Regions from separate parts of the Homo sapiens genome. Here region 1 is linked to region 2. The links are chromatin contacts, found by Hi-C in ENCODE. All regions are on one chromosome and are shown on one strand. Each heading gives the region's core, a stretch centred on a gene start or an enhancer-like site at or near the end of the contact. The rest is flanking DNA. Distances are from core to core; before and after follow the strand shown.

Region 1 (7,286 bases), core at 1,275-3,774, 710 kb after region 2:
AATTGTGGCAATAATCAACAGCTTACCAACCAAAAAGAGTCCAGGACCAGATGGATTCACAGCCGAATTCTACCAGAGGTATAAGGAGAAACTGGTACCATTCCTTCTGAAACTATTCCAATCAATAGGAAAAGAGGGAATCCTCCCTAACTCATTTTATGAGGCCAGCATCATCCTGATACCAAAGCTGGGCGGAGACACAACCAAAAAAGAGAATTTTAGACCAACATCCTTGATGAACATTTATGCAAAAATCCTCAATAAAATACTGGCAAACCGAATCCAGCAGCACATCAAAAAGCTTATCCACCATGATCAAGTGGGCTTCATCCCTGGGATGCAAGGCTGGTTCAATATATGCAAATCAATAAATGTAATCCAGCATATAAACAGAACCAAAGACAAAAACCACATGATTATCTCAATAGATGCAGAAAAGGCCTTTGACAAAATTCAACAACTCTTCATGCTAAAAACTCTCAATAAATTAGGTATTGATGGGACATATTTCAAAATAATAAGAGCTATCTATGACAAACCCACAGCCAATATCATACTGAATGGGCAAAAACTGGAAGCATTCCCTTTGAAAACGGGCACAAGACAGGGATGCCCTCTCTCACCACTCCTATTCAACATAGTGTTCAAAGTTCTGGCCAGGGCAATTAGGCAGGAGAAGGAAATAAAGGGTATTCAATTAGGAAAAGAGGAAGTCAAATTGTCCCTGTTTGCAGACGACATGATTGTATATCTAGAAAACCCCATTGTCTCAGCCCCAAATCTCCTTAAGCTGATAAGCAACTTCAGCAAAGTCTCAGGATACAAAATCAATGTACAAAAATCACAAGCTTTCTTATACACCAATAACAGACAAACAGAGAGCCAAATCATGAGAGCCATTCACAATTGCTTCAAAGAGAATAAAATACTTAGGAATCCAACTTACAAGGGATGTGAAGGACCTCTTCAAGGAGAACTACAAACCACTGCTCAATGAAATTAAAGAGGATACAAAGAAATGGAAGAACATTCCATGCTCATGGGTAGGAAGAATCAATATCGTGAAAATGGCCATACTGCCCAAGGTAATTTATAGATTCAATGCCATCCCCATCAAGCTACCAATGACTTTCTTCACAGAATCGGAAAAAAACTACTTTAAAGTTCATATGGAACCAAAAAAGAGCCCACCAAATGTTGGTGATCAAATTAATTTTCTGTGGTAACTTTTTAGAAAACGTTAATGATAAAAATACTGGGAGTAAAAAGCTATTTATGTACAACCTGAAAGCATGCTAAATGTAAATGTTATGTTCTATTTCACAAGGGAGACCAGTTTGGGTTGGATTGGTGAAGAGGGCTCCAAGAGTGCTTTGCAGAATCAGTATTAAGTATGAAGTCAAGTGGGTAGAACAGTTAAAATTGTCTTGAAATAAGGAATAAGAATTTCAAGACTGGGAGCTGCTAGGGGTAGTACTTGAATGAAGTAGAGTGTGTGCTTTGAAGAATAATGAGGTAAGTAGAGTAAGCCTCTATTGGTCACACAGATTATGTTAAAAGAAAAATAACTCCAATTATACTCCTCTTGGATATATCTTTTACTGTTCTCCATGATAGGTTAAATCTATTACTATTATTTTGAAGTGCTCCCTCCACCATAATTTAAGAATTAAACCTCTATTGAGATCTAGGTTAAGAAAAGACACTCAGAGGGTAAGAACTGGAAGGATTTTACAATCGTCAAACTTTATCACTTAGTGCAAAAAAAAAAAGGATAGAGAAAGAAAGAGTATGGCCATTTTATCTGTAGGCACTAACCCACAATAAGGAAATAAATATGTGGCTAAGAAATGCTTGAGATGGAAGGCACACTGAAGAAATTCAAGGAAGAAGATGAAGTATACCTGAACTACCAAGTCAATAATATTTGTGAGAAATTTGCAGTAGTTATTTTACAATGACGTTTTCTCCATTGAGAGAAAGCTATTTTTCTGAAGTGATGCTTTAACAGAATTCAGGGACCTCTAACCAGCAGAGACCAAGAGATCATTGGCTCTCCTCTAGGGAAACTAGGAATTAGAGAGTGGAACAATTTTAAGATTGATAGAATAAGTATTGAAAGAAATTAATTTAAGACATGATCTTGGTTTTTAAATCTTCTGTGCAAGAGTCTTGTCTTTTAACAGAAATCCTGTCCCTGTCCAATCCCAAGTAAACACACATAACACATCCCATGGGAATGCTGAAAGAACAAAATGAATAAACATGGGCAATGCCTTCACTGGTTTGCCTGCTAATAGGAAAGTAGCAAATATCTTTAATTGTCTCTGGAGAGATATGATTAGAAGTATTACCACTGGGTTCTGTTCTCTCAATTATTATTTTTCTCTGCAGGGAGTGAGTGTCTAGTCAAATGATGGTAGAAAAAGCCTGGCTTACACAACTAATTGTATCATAAAGTTCAGGAGAGCTTTGTATCTGGGCTTCACCTCCCAAGAAGGCCTCATTAGCGAGGAGAATCAATCCCAGTCTATCCATTCTGCCTTTCCTGTCTTTGAGGTTCCTAGCAAGCCCAAGGGTATGTTAGAAGAAAAGACCACAGATTATTGTACTGTAAGTAAATGTGGTGTATTTGCCTTGAGAAAGGGTTTACAGATGGAAATGGGAAAGGGGCAGTGAATGAAATCACTGGCTCCAGATAGTAGCGATGAAATGCCCGTGCTATGTGGTCTCCTTCTGCTTCTAAGTCTGTATTTATAGCTAGGGTCCTGAGGGGACCTCTAGGGGCCACCGTCTATCCCAGGATATGGCCATGTACCTCTGACCTTCTCGGCCCCTCCATCCATATCCCCTCATTACCCTGTGGCAGCTCCTGGCTTTGTCATCACTGTGCCATAGAAGAGGATCAGATAACCATCCCTATAGGGTATGATCTGGCTAAAGGGCTCCAATGATTGTCAGGGGCTATGCGGCTCAGGTGACTCTTTTTTACAAATAATGCTAATTTTAAAAACTGAAGTAGAGTTTGTAAGTGGTTTGCTTACCCAGGGATGTATCCTCCTTGCCCCTCTGCTAACTGCCTAGTCCTGCACATTCTCAGAAGCGTTGTGTCACCAGACAAGATCCCCTTCTCAGTTGTTCTGGATACAGGCACCATTCACTCACAGGGAAAAGCCAGTGCCTGTCAGGGTACAGGTTCTCTTTTTTTTTTCTGATTTTAGCAGAGGAACCATTGAGCACAGAACATGTCTCCTTATGATGACTGGATCCAGACATTCTCCTTAACGATGGTTCTCATATCCCTAATTATATATCTAAAAAACCTAAGTTCTTATGTGAGTTAATGCATTTAATCCTCACAACTATGTTATGAGACAGAATTTATTACCCCATTTTGTAGATTGGGAAACTGAGGCATGAAGAGGCACAGAGAAGTCATAAAGCTAGTATGCAGCAAAGCCAGGATCTGAACCCAGGCTGCAGGGCTCAGGAATCCATGCTTGTTCATTTGTTTTTAACACTAGGCTGCGGCCGGGTGCAGTGGCTCACGCCTGTAATCCCAACACTTTGGGAGGCCAAGGCAGGCAGATCACCTGAGGTCAGGAGTTTGAAACCAGCCTGACCAACACGGAGAAACCCCATCTCTAATAAAAATACAAAATTAGCCAGGCATGGTGGTGCATGCCTGTAATCCCAGCTACTTGGGGAGCTGAGGCAGGAGAATTGCTTGAACCTGGGAGGCGGAGGTTGCGGTGAGCCGAGATCTCACCATTGCACTCCAGCCTGGGCAACAAGAGCGAAACTCCGTCTCAAAAAAAAAAAAAAAAAAAACTAGGCTGCTCCCTAGGACTAAGCTCAGTGTCAAAGTATATTATTGGAGATGGCAAGTTATTTCTGAGTAATTGCAAAGATTTGACAAATCAGTGCTGCCTTACAACCCCACTGCTGGAGGCCCCAGGGCTCCCATTCTAAGACAATTTTCAATAGAAACTTTTCTTTTGTGTCAGTGCTAAACACCCTAAATACGCCCCCCTTTTCTTTCCAAAAAATTAATCCTCTCTCTATCATTGGGATATTTAGCATGGTGGGATTGACCTCTTACTATTACAGCCTGTATTTTTTTTTCTTCAGTAAGGGAGTGTGGTTACTTCAAAGGAGTCTTCCATTTCTTTAAATTGCTTTTTAATTTTAAAAATCAAAATATAGGAACATTTATATTAGGAAATCAAAGCAAAATGTGTGTCTTATATTTAAACTCAAAAACAGCCAAAAAGAAAAGCAAGATAAACGTGAAAGTGTTTGCAACACCATGATGATTGCACTGGATTTCCAATTCCTATGCTTTAATACTTCCCTCAATTTTACGATCTCTTTAATATCATTAGTAACAGCTGACATTTATTAAATTCCTATAATGTACCAGTGCGATGGTATTTCTTCTTCACATCAGTCCTTTTGGTATCTGTGGTCAACATTTTACATTTGACAATAATGAGCCTTAGAATACGTGACTCAAATGCGTCATGTTCATTGCTCAGAATCAAGACTGGAATAGTGTTCTGGCCAAGACTGTTACTCCTGTTGCTTTCATTCTTATTCAGAGACCATATTTTTTTCTGTCACTGCTAAATTTGCTTTGCTCTTTAAGAACAGAAAAATGTATCCATGCAGTTTTTTCCCTTACTCCATCCACTGAAGATTGTTCTGTAATGTGTAACTGGAGTGGATGCCTAAATAAATCTTCCTTTCAGATATCTGATTCTTTATTGAACTTCCACAGGCTTTTCTAAAAGAAAAGTCTGACTACTTGAACTGTGAAATCCAAAATACAAAAGGATGCCAATAAATAAAAGGAAAAAAACTATTTTCCTCTTATACTGTATATTTGTTTACTTAACTTCACAATTGAACAGATGGACAATTTTTGTGTGTAGGTAGCCACCATTATAGACTTTTCTCCTTGTGGCCTCTTGTACACAACTGTTAAAAGCACAGTTGATAACCAGAGTTTTATACAGTTTGGATGTAGTTCACGTCTGATTAAATTTCACTTTCACTAAGAATTCTATTTGTTTCTTTCTTTATTCCTGCTCTTTAGAAATAGTTTATTCTAGGCTGCTGGGGTTTTTTTCCCCGAAATTCCTTACTTTACAAAAATTACAAATAAAACTATAAACCCAGATTTGCTTAATTATGAATTTAGATTAACCAAACAATTGTATTTATTTGGTAATGACTGGATTTTTTTTTTACTCCTAAAGCATCCAAATGCCTGCTACCTAGGTCACTGGGCCTTGGAACAGTAGGAGCACAGATGTGTACACCACAGATGGGAGCCAGGAGGGACTAAAAATATGCAAAATATCCATGTGCTTGGAGGTCTCAGGGATAAAAGGCTTCTCCTTTTCAGCTTGATTCATTGGGACATTAACACAACATTTGCTGTGTCCAAAAATTGACAACTACCATTCTGGCATTAAAATTATATTGTGCAGAAAATTAAACAGTTTCCTATTTCAAATATGTGCTCATTGGAAGTTCTGTACATACATATCTTTTAACTGTATTCTGCTTTCATGAATCTAAAAGTAAATCAATTATTATAAAGTCAAAAGTATATCAGCTAAACTGATGAATTTTTTATGTCAATTTCAGATTGTTAAAAATATAAACAAGGTTACAAAGAATAAGTACAATCTCCTGCTCACTATGGTTCAGGTACATTGTGTTTCTTTCTTTCTCTTCCCAGAACTCACCAAGTGCATCTTGTTCAGAGACTTTGCGTTTACTGTTCCATTACTGTTCTCTGTGTAGAGAATGATCCTCTTTTGGCTCTGGGCAGGGTTGTGGCCTTCATGGTTTAGGTTCCACTCACCTGTCTCCTCTTAAGAGAGACCTTTTCCAACCATCCCATCTAAAGGAGACCCCCCTCAAATCAAGTAGCTTTCTATTATTTTACCTAGATTATTTCCTTCATTGTTCTTTTCATGGCCAGCAATTATCTTTACTTGTTTACTCCTGGTCTTTTACAGTGGTAATGAATCATGCCCTCTCTCTGTTCCAAGTCTGGAAAAAATGAGTTGAATAATACATGAAAGAATCGGATATAATTCAAAAAGGTATTTTATTAATAAAGTCTGTTGAAAAGCATGGTTTATATTTTCAACAAAGTTTCTCTCCAAATTAAAATCACAACCATTAGCTGACACCCCTTCCCCACCTCCAAATGGGACTGAACATGCTCCTGATACCTTAATCCCAAGCAGATAGAAATGCATGCAGGTGAAACAGAGAACAGAGAAAGGTCACCCTCAGTTTCTCTTTCCTGTTTCACAAATCATATAAATTAGGGGAAAGAGAGAGGCAGGTATACTCTAAAACAATTTTATCCAGGGGCATAGAGGTTTCCTTCCCTAAATAGAAATGTGAGGTGTGGAAGAGAAGCACATCACCTTAATATTACTTCTTTATAATCTGCCTCCCTTTCAGAATGTGTTTACATCATCCACAGCTGGGCCTCTAAAGCTTAGAACAGTGGCTGAAACAGATCATGCACTCAAGGATCATTCGTTAAGGGATATACAAAATACAAATATAAGTTACAGAACATTGTTTGCTTATGAAAGTAACAGAGATTGTAATTGGTAATGCCTAGTACTGACTATGTGGCAAAGAGACATGATTCTTACACACTGTGGGAGGGAATTGCAATTGGTCAGATTTTCTAGATGGAAGTTAAAATAGGGATAAAAACCTTAGAAATGTCTGTATATTTAGCATCTGCAATTTCACTTTTAGAATATGTTCTAATAAATAATTATGAATATAGGCAAATCTTAAGTTTAAGAGAAATGTATCTCAATGCCAATAAAAATAAGAAATAAACAAAAATTCAAACAGTAAGAAATTCAGTAAATTGTGACAGAATATTGTGCCCCTTTAAAATAATGTCCATAAAATATAATTTCGATACAGGAAAAGTATTATATTAAGTGAAAAATTGTAATGTTTAAATACTCTGTACAATACCCTATTTTAATATATAAATTTGAGGATCTACGTATTTACTAAAATAAAAGACATCAAAATTGTTTTTTTAAAAGTATCCTGTTGGATTTGAACCTTTAGCCTGATTTGAAAATAAAGATAGTCCTCAGGCTGTTTCTGGAATAAATGTGAAGTGTTAACAGAACAGCACCAGGTCACATGGTTTCTCCACCTGATGAGGCCATCCGTCCTGTTCATGGCCCTTGGTCGCCCCCTGCTGGCTGGATAGACCCAGACCC
Region 2 (5,094 bases), core at 1-2,500:
CTTACCCCATCTTTTGGGGGATCCAGCAGCCAGCCCAGCTCTCCCTGTGCCTTGCTTGTGTCCATCAGAGTAACTGAAAGTGGGGAGAAAAGAAGTCTGTCACCTCTGGGGGAGGAGGTGCCCCTGCAGCCCACATTAATCATTCTGGGGCCTCAGCCCCAGGCTGCAACATCCTGTTCCTAAAAGCTGTGACTTCCTGAGGCTTAGGGGAGAAAAAGGGCTCAGGACTGAGGAGTGAAGAGCTCCAGGGATTTCACTCTTCTTTGTGTGTGTGAAGGAAGGCAGGTAGAGTGGGACAAGGGTTGGGGCGCTGGGTCTTTGACCAAAGTCAATGCAAGAAGAGCAGCCCCACGAGACGCTCAGTTACCCAGGCTGCTGCGTCCTGGGACACCCATCAGCTGCAGGATTGGAACGCGTGGAGGGCAGGAGGAGCTCACCTCTGCTAGCCAGGAGTGGGCAGGGTGGACCGGGGACCTCAGAAGGGGTTTCCTGGGTAGGGAGGCTCACCTCCACTGTCCGAAGCCTGCTTTGGCCTGACCTGGCCAGTGATCAGAGCCGTGAAGTGGGGATAAGAGGCACAGCTACCTGCCTGGGAAGTGGGGGGGAGTAAGGCCGGAGAGGGTGTTCCAACTTTCACATGGAATATTCGACTCGGACAACTGGGAACCCCTGTGGCGTCAGTCCTAACCCTTCTCCCGGAGGCAGCTCCCTCTGTCCCTGGCCTAGGTTGGCAGGAGGCGACTTCCCACCTTCAACTTCCAAGGGCTCAGATCTCTGGGGTGGGCACCTGAAGCTGGGACTGTCTGGGAATGCAGGCAGGGGTGCGGGTGCAGGTGCTACTTCCTGGCAAGGGTCCGGAATTCCCTCCCCACTCCCAGGAGCAGATTGCTGGCCTGCGGGAGTGGGGGTGACTGACCCGGGAGAGCAGCCGCTTGGGGTTAAAGACCAAAGATGGGCCTGGCCAGTCGATAGCCTGGCGGTCGGGCACAGCGAGAGAGCTGGCGAGGGTCTCGGGGAACATGGCCCCTAGGAATGCCGGCTTCTGCAGGGGGGTGCTGGCCGGGCCCCGGGAAGGGGCGGGGCGCGGGGGTTGGGGGCGCGGGGGCGGGGGTCGGTACCTTCCTTGGCGCGCGCCCCCGGGGGCAGCGGGGCGCAGAGCAGCAGCACCAGCCCTAGCCCCAGGGGCCAGCGCCGCTCCATAGCTCCGGGCCGGGACCTGGGACAGTGGCCCGGATGGCAGCGCCAGGTTGCAAGGGACTAGGAGAGCCGGGCGGGCCGGGCGGGGGCGGGGGGCGGGGCCAGCGCCGGGGGCGGAGTCCCGGCCTCACCTGGTTCACCTCCTTAAAGGGACAGTAGGGCAGGAAAGAAACTTGCTAGACTGGTAATCAAATTCAAGAACCGGAGGCGTCTTGACCCGAATGAGACTGCGGGCGCCGCCTAGTAGGTGGGATTAAGAATTGACGAACCTTTTCCCAATTCTAATCCTAAACTCAACCCAATCTTGATCCAGCTTTTAACCTAATTCTACCTCTGACTTGAATTACACTCCTATATTCCTCTTTCTGTCTTTGTGCAGGCCCCAGAGCTGGGTAATAGGGCCGGGGAAGGCAAGGGGTAAGAGTCATATCTTCACCCTCTAGCAGGGGAGGCTTAGATGACCACAATGCAAGGTGGGGTACAACCTGCAGTGAAGCATCTGGAGATTAGAAGAGGAAGCAAGCCCAGTCATCGGGGCACATTAGTTGAGTCTTCAGGGAGAGCTGGTGTGACCTGGGTTTTCAGTGGCAGAGATTGGGAAAGGCACCAGCAAGGGCCTGAAGGCAGGGAGCCTCAAGGTGCGCCCAGGGAGTGGTGAATGGACCAGTTTGACTGCTGGGGCGCAGGATTTGTCTTGGGAATCAGGGCAGAAAGGCAGGTGTGGGCCAGGGCTGGGTAAACAAGAAAAGGAGTTTGAACCTTGACATGCACTTACACAGCAGACATGAATATCTGGTTAAGGTTCCAGCCACAGGTGGCAGGGAAGGATATTTTAACCCATCTTAGTGGTGTCAAACCACGTGCCCTCTCACTTTCTTGCGGACTTCCTTATATTCTTTTTCTTTTTTGAGATGGAGTCTCGCTCTGTGGCCCAGGCTGCAGTGCAGTGGTGCAATCTTGGCTCACTGCAACCTCCGCCTCCCTGGTTCAAACGATCCTCCTGCCTCAGCCTCCCGAGTAACTGGGATCACAAGCGTCAAGCGTGCACCACCACACCCAGCTAATTTTTCTATTTTTAGTAGAGACGGGGTTTCACCATGTTGGCCAGCCTGGTGTCGAACTCCTGACCTTAGGTGATCCCTCCTGATCTCAAGTGATCTCCCTGCCTCTGCCTCCCAAAGTCCTGGAATTACAGGCCTGAGTTACTGCGCTCTGCCGAGACTTTCTTATATTCTATTTAGTAAATGTTTGTTCAGTTTCTGCTATGCATGCAGGAAGCTCTAGAAGCACCTAAGAACAGAAGGACAATGTCTTGCCCTATATAAGCTATTAATTTGGGGATGCTGGGGGTTGAGACATAAATAATTGCACAAATGATTGAAATGGCGGGCAGGAGTGGACCCCAGGCAAGGTACACACAGGGATCACAGTAGCTCAAAGGGGAGTGATGCATTTACTAAAGAGGCTGGGGGTCCACTCCTGGCCCCTCCTTCTTTCGCTCCATCCCATCTGGGTAAATTGTTCATAATTTTTCTATCATTTACATTGTTGCACATTTCGGTACTGTGAATGAAGGGAGGTGGTGGATTATAGGTGCTTTTTCTCATTTTCAAAATGTAATGCTTCTCAGGTTTTTTGTTTTTTTTTTTTGCTTTCTTATGCAGATACGTATATGACAAACACGGCCCATCAGTTCTTGGCTCAGACTATCCTTATTTGCATAAATAAATGTAATTCATGTACATTGGTTAGGAAATTCATGTTGAACATACAGAAACAAAATGGGAAGTAGAACCCTCTGCCCTCCAACACTCTAATTTCTGTTCCCCAAGTTAACCACCATCAACTGTTTCTTGTAAGTCCTCCCAGGATTGCTTCCTCGCTGTGTACACACCATCGTGTATTTTTCCCTCCCTCTCTCCCTCTACTCCCACACTTACATGCTTTTAAAATGTGTATACAGAGGGGCCATCTGACACACATTGCTCTGCACCAGAGGCCTCTTTTCTAATGTTAAAGACTCCAGGAAGGAGGAGGAGGCTCACGCTGGCTGGCGGGGGTCAGAGCTTTGTGATTTCAGCAGGGAGGAATGGGCGAAGGGTACAAAGCCAACAGAAGGGGGGAAATGGAGCAAGCGTTGGACAATTGCTGCTAGGACATAAGCCAGACTGTGGTGAGGTAATGCATGTGCTTGCTGCTGCAGTTTGTTAAAGTTACAAGACCCTTGGGACTCCAGAGGGTGGGGGGTGGGGGGTGGGTGTGTGGAGTGGGGGAGACTGCTCCATGCAGTGAGACATGGAGTCTAGAACCCTGGAAAAAAAAGTCTTGCTTTTTGTTTTAGGATAGGCTCTTTATCCTGGTCTGAAAGTCTCTGCATATGGGGAATGAATGTCCACTTTCTGTCTCCTTTCAGGATTATCTTGATTTGACATTTTCTGGTTAGTTTGTCATGAGAGGAGGCACATCTTCAAGTTTAGTCTCTGTTCTTAACTAGCAGTACAACTTTTGTCAAATTATTTATGTTCTCTGGACCATGGTTTCAGTTTCCCTAGACCTAGATGATTTCTGAGGCTATATTCAGGGATGGTCTCAGAAAATAAAAAGCTAGCAGGATTTTGAGTCAGGAGACTTTGGCCAGTTCCCTTAGCCATAATGTGCCTCAGTTTCCTTAGCTATAAAATGAGATTAATCACGTCCACCCCACAGAGTCAGTGTAATGATCAAAAGAGGAGAAAGTGCTTTATGAACTGTAAGGTACTGAGCAAATGTTAATTGGCTAGGAGAATGGTGGAGGCTAGGAATTGCTGGAGTTCTCCTGCAGGCCTCCCAGCTTGCTCCCAGAGCAGAACAACCTCAATTACTAAGACATCATTATTTTTCCATTCCAAAATCAACTTTACTGAGGGACAACTTGCATAAAATAAGTTGCAGCCATTCCAAGTGTACGGTTCAATGGGCTCTCACAAATGTATATGCACCACCACCTCAGTCAAGATGCAGAGCAGTTTCAGCATCTAAAAACATTCACTGGTGCTCCTGTGAATCAATCCCACCTCCAGCCTTAGGGTTTCTGTCCATTTGGGTGAGTTTTATCCTTTCCAGAATTTTATGCCGTCTCTGGACTCTGGGTCTTTCTCTTTAGTATGATGCTCCCAAGATCCATCCTTCTAAGACTCATCCTTCTAAGATCCATCTTTCTTGTTGCCTCCATCAACAGTTTCTCTTTTTCGATGCTGGGCAGTATTCCCTATAGAGATGCCCTAAGACATCATTTAAAATTACAAAATCAAACCCCAAAACTCCTCCTTTTTTTTGGTCCCCTAGGAACCACAGGCCTCGTAGCAGACAGGGCCTCCCAGAGGGACACCTCTTTCCCCTTCTGGCGTCTGGCCCTGTTCTCATTCTGCAGTCAGAAAGGAAAGCCTGCAGAGTCCCTGCAGCCCAGGCTGTGGCTTGTTCTTACAAACTTGACGTTAACACTACCCTGTTCATATTATTCCCCTTCTACTCCCTACCCAGCTCCTTTCTGACTGAGGATAAGGTGAAATTACACCCAGCCTAGGTCATGGTCTTGTATATCCATAGGCTCTGGTCAAAATGCAACCAACATCACCAGCAGGGTAACCCAGGATGTTGCTAGCAACTACTATGAGAGAATTAGTACAAACTAATTTTTTGGACTAGTATTGTCAGAGGCATGTGAACCAGAGCAACTCCATCTTGAGTAGGGGCTGGGTGAAATGAGGCTGAGATCTACTGGGCTGCATTCCCAGACAGTTAAGGCATTCTAAGTCACAGGATGAGATAAGAGGTAGGCACAAGTTACAGGTCATAAAAACCTTGCTGATAAAACAGTTTGCGGTAAAGAAGCTGGCCAAAACCCACCAAAACCAAGAT

Evidence for each region. A loop is a pair of places that touch in the nucleus more often than their neighbours do. Pooled maps may share reads with other maps.
Region 1: a loop to region 2 is called in a map with no recorded cell type, with 2.7 times the contacts of the local background. The contact joins the promoter of OR2A14 here to the promoter of EPHA1 in region 2. A Hi-C loop is called at or near these places in 2 of 37 single-sample maps with no recorded cell type and 8 of 50 pooled maps.

What each region holds. Positions count from the first base shown.
Region 1 is chr7:144,120,652-144,127,937 of GRCh38, forward strand. It overlaps OR2A14 (olfactory receptor family 2 subfamily A member 14), which reads left to right and starts at 2,525. Exons shown (of 2, transcript NM_001001659.3): 1 at 2,525-2,613.
Region 2 is chr7:143,407,606-143,412,699 of GRCh38, forward strand. EPHA1 (EPH receptor A1) reads right to left here and starts at 1,251. Exons shown (of 18, transcript NM_005232.5): 1 at 1,119-1,251; 2 at 6-73. The coding sequence starts at 1,200. EPHA1-AS1 (EPHA1 antisense RNA 1) reads left to right here and starts at 208. Exons shown (of 5, transcript NR_033897.1): 1 at 208-281. RefSeq lists an enhancer at 1,323-1,935.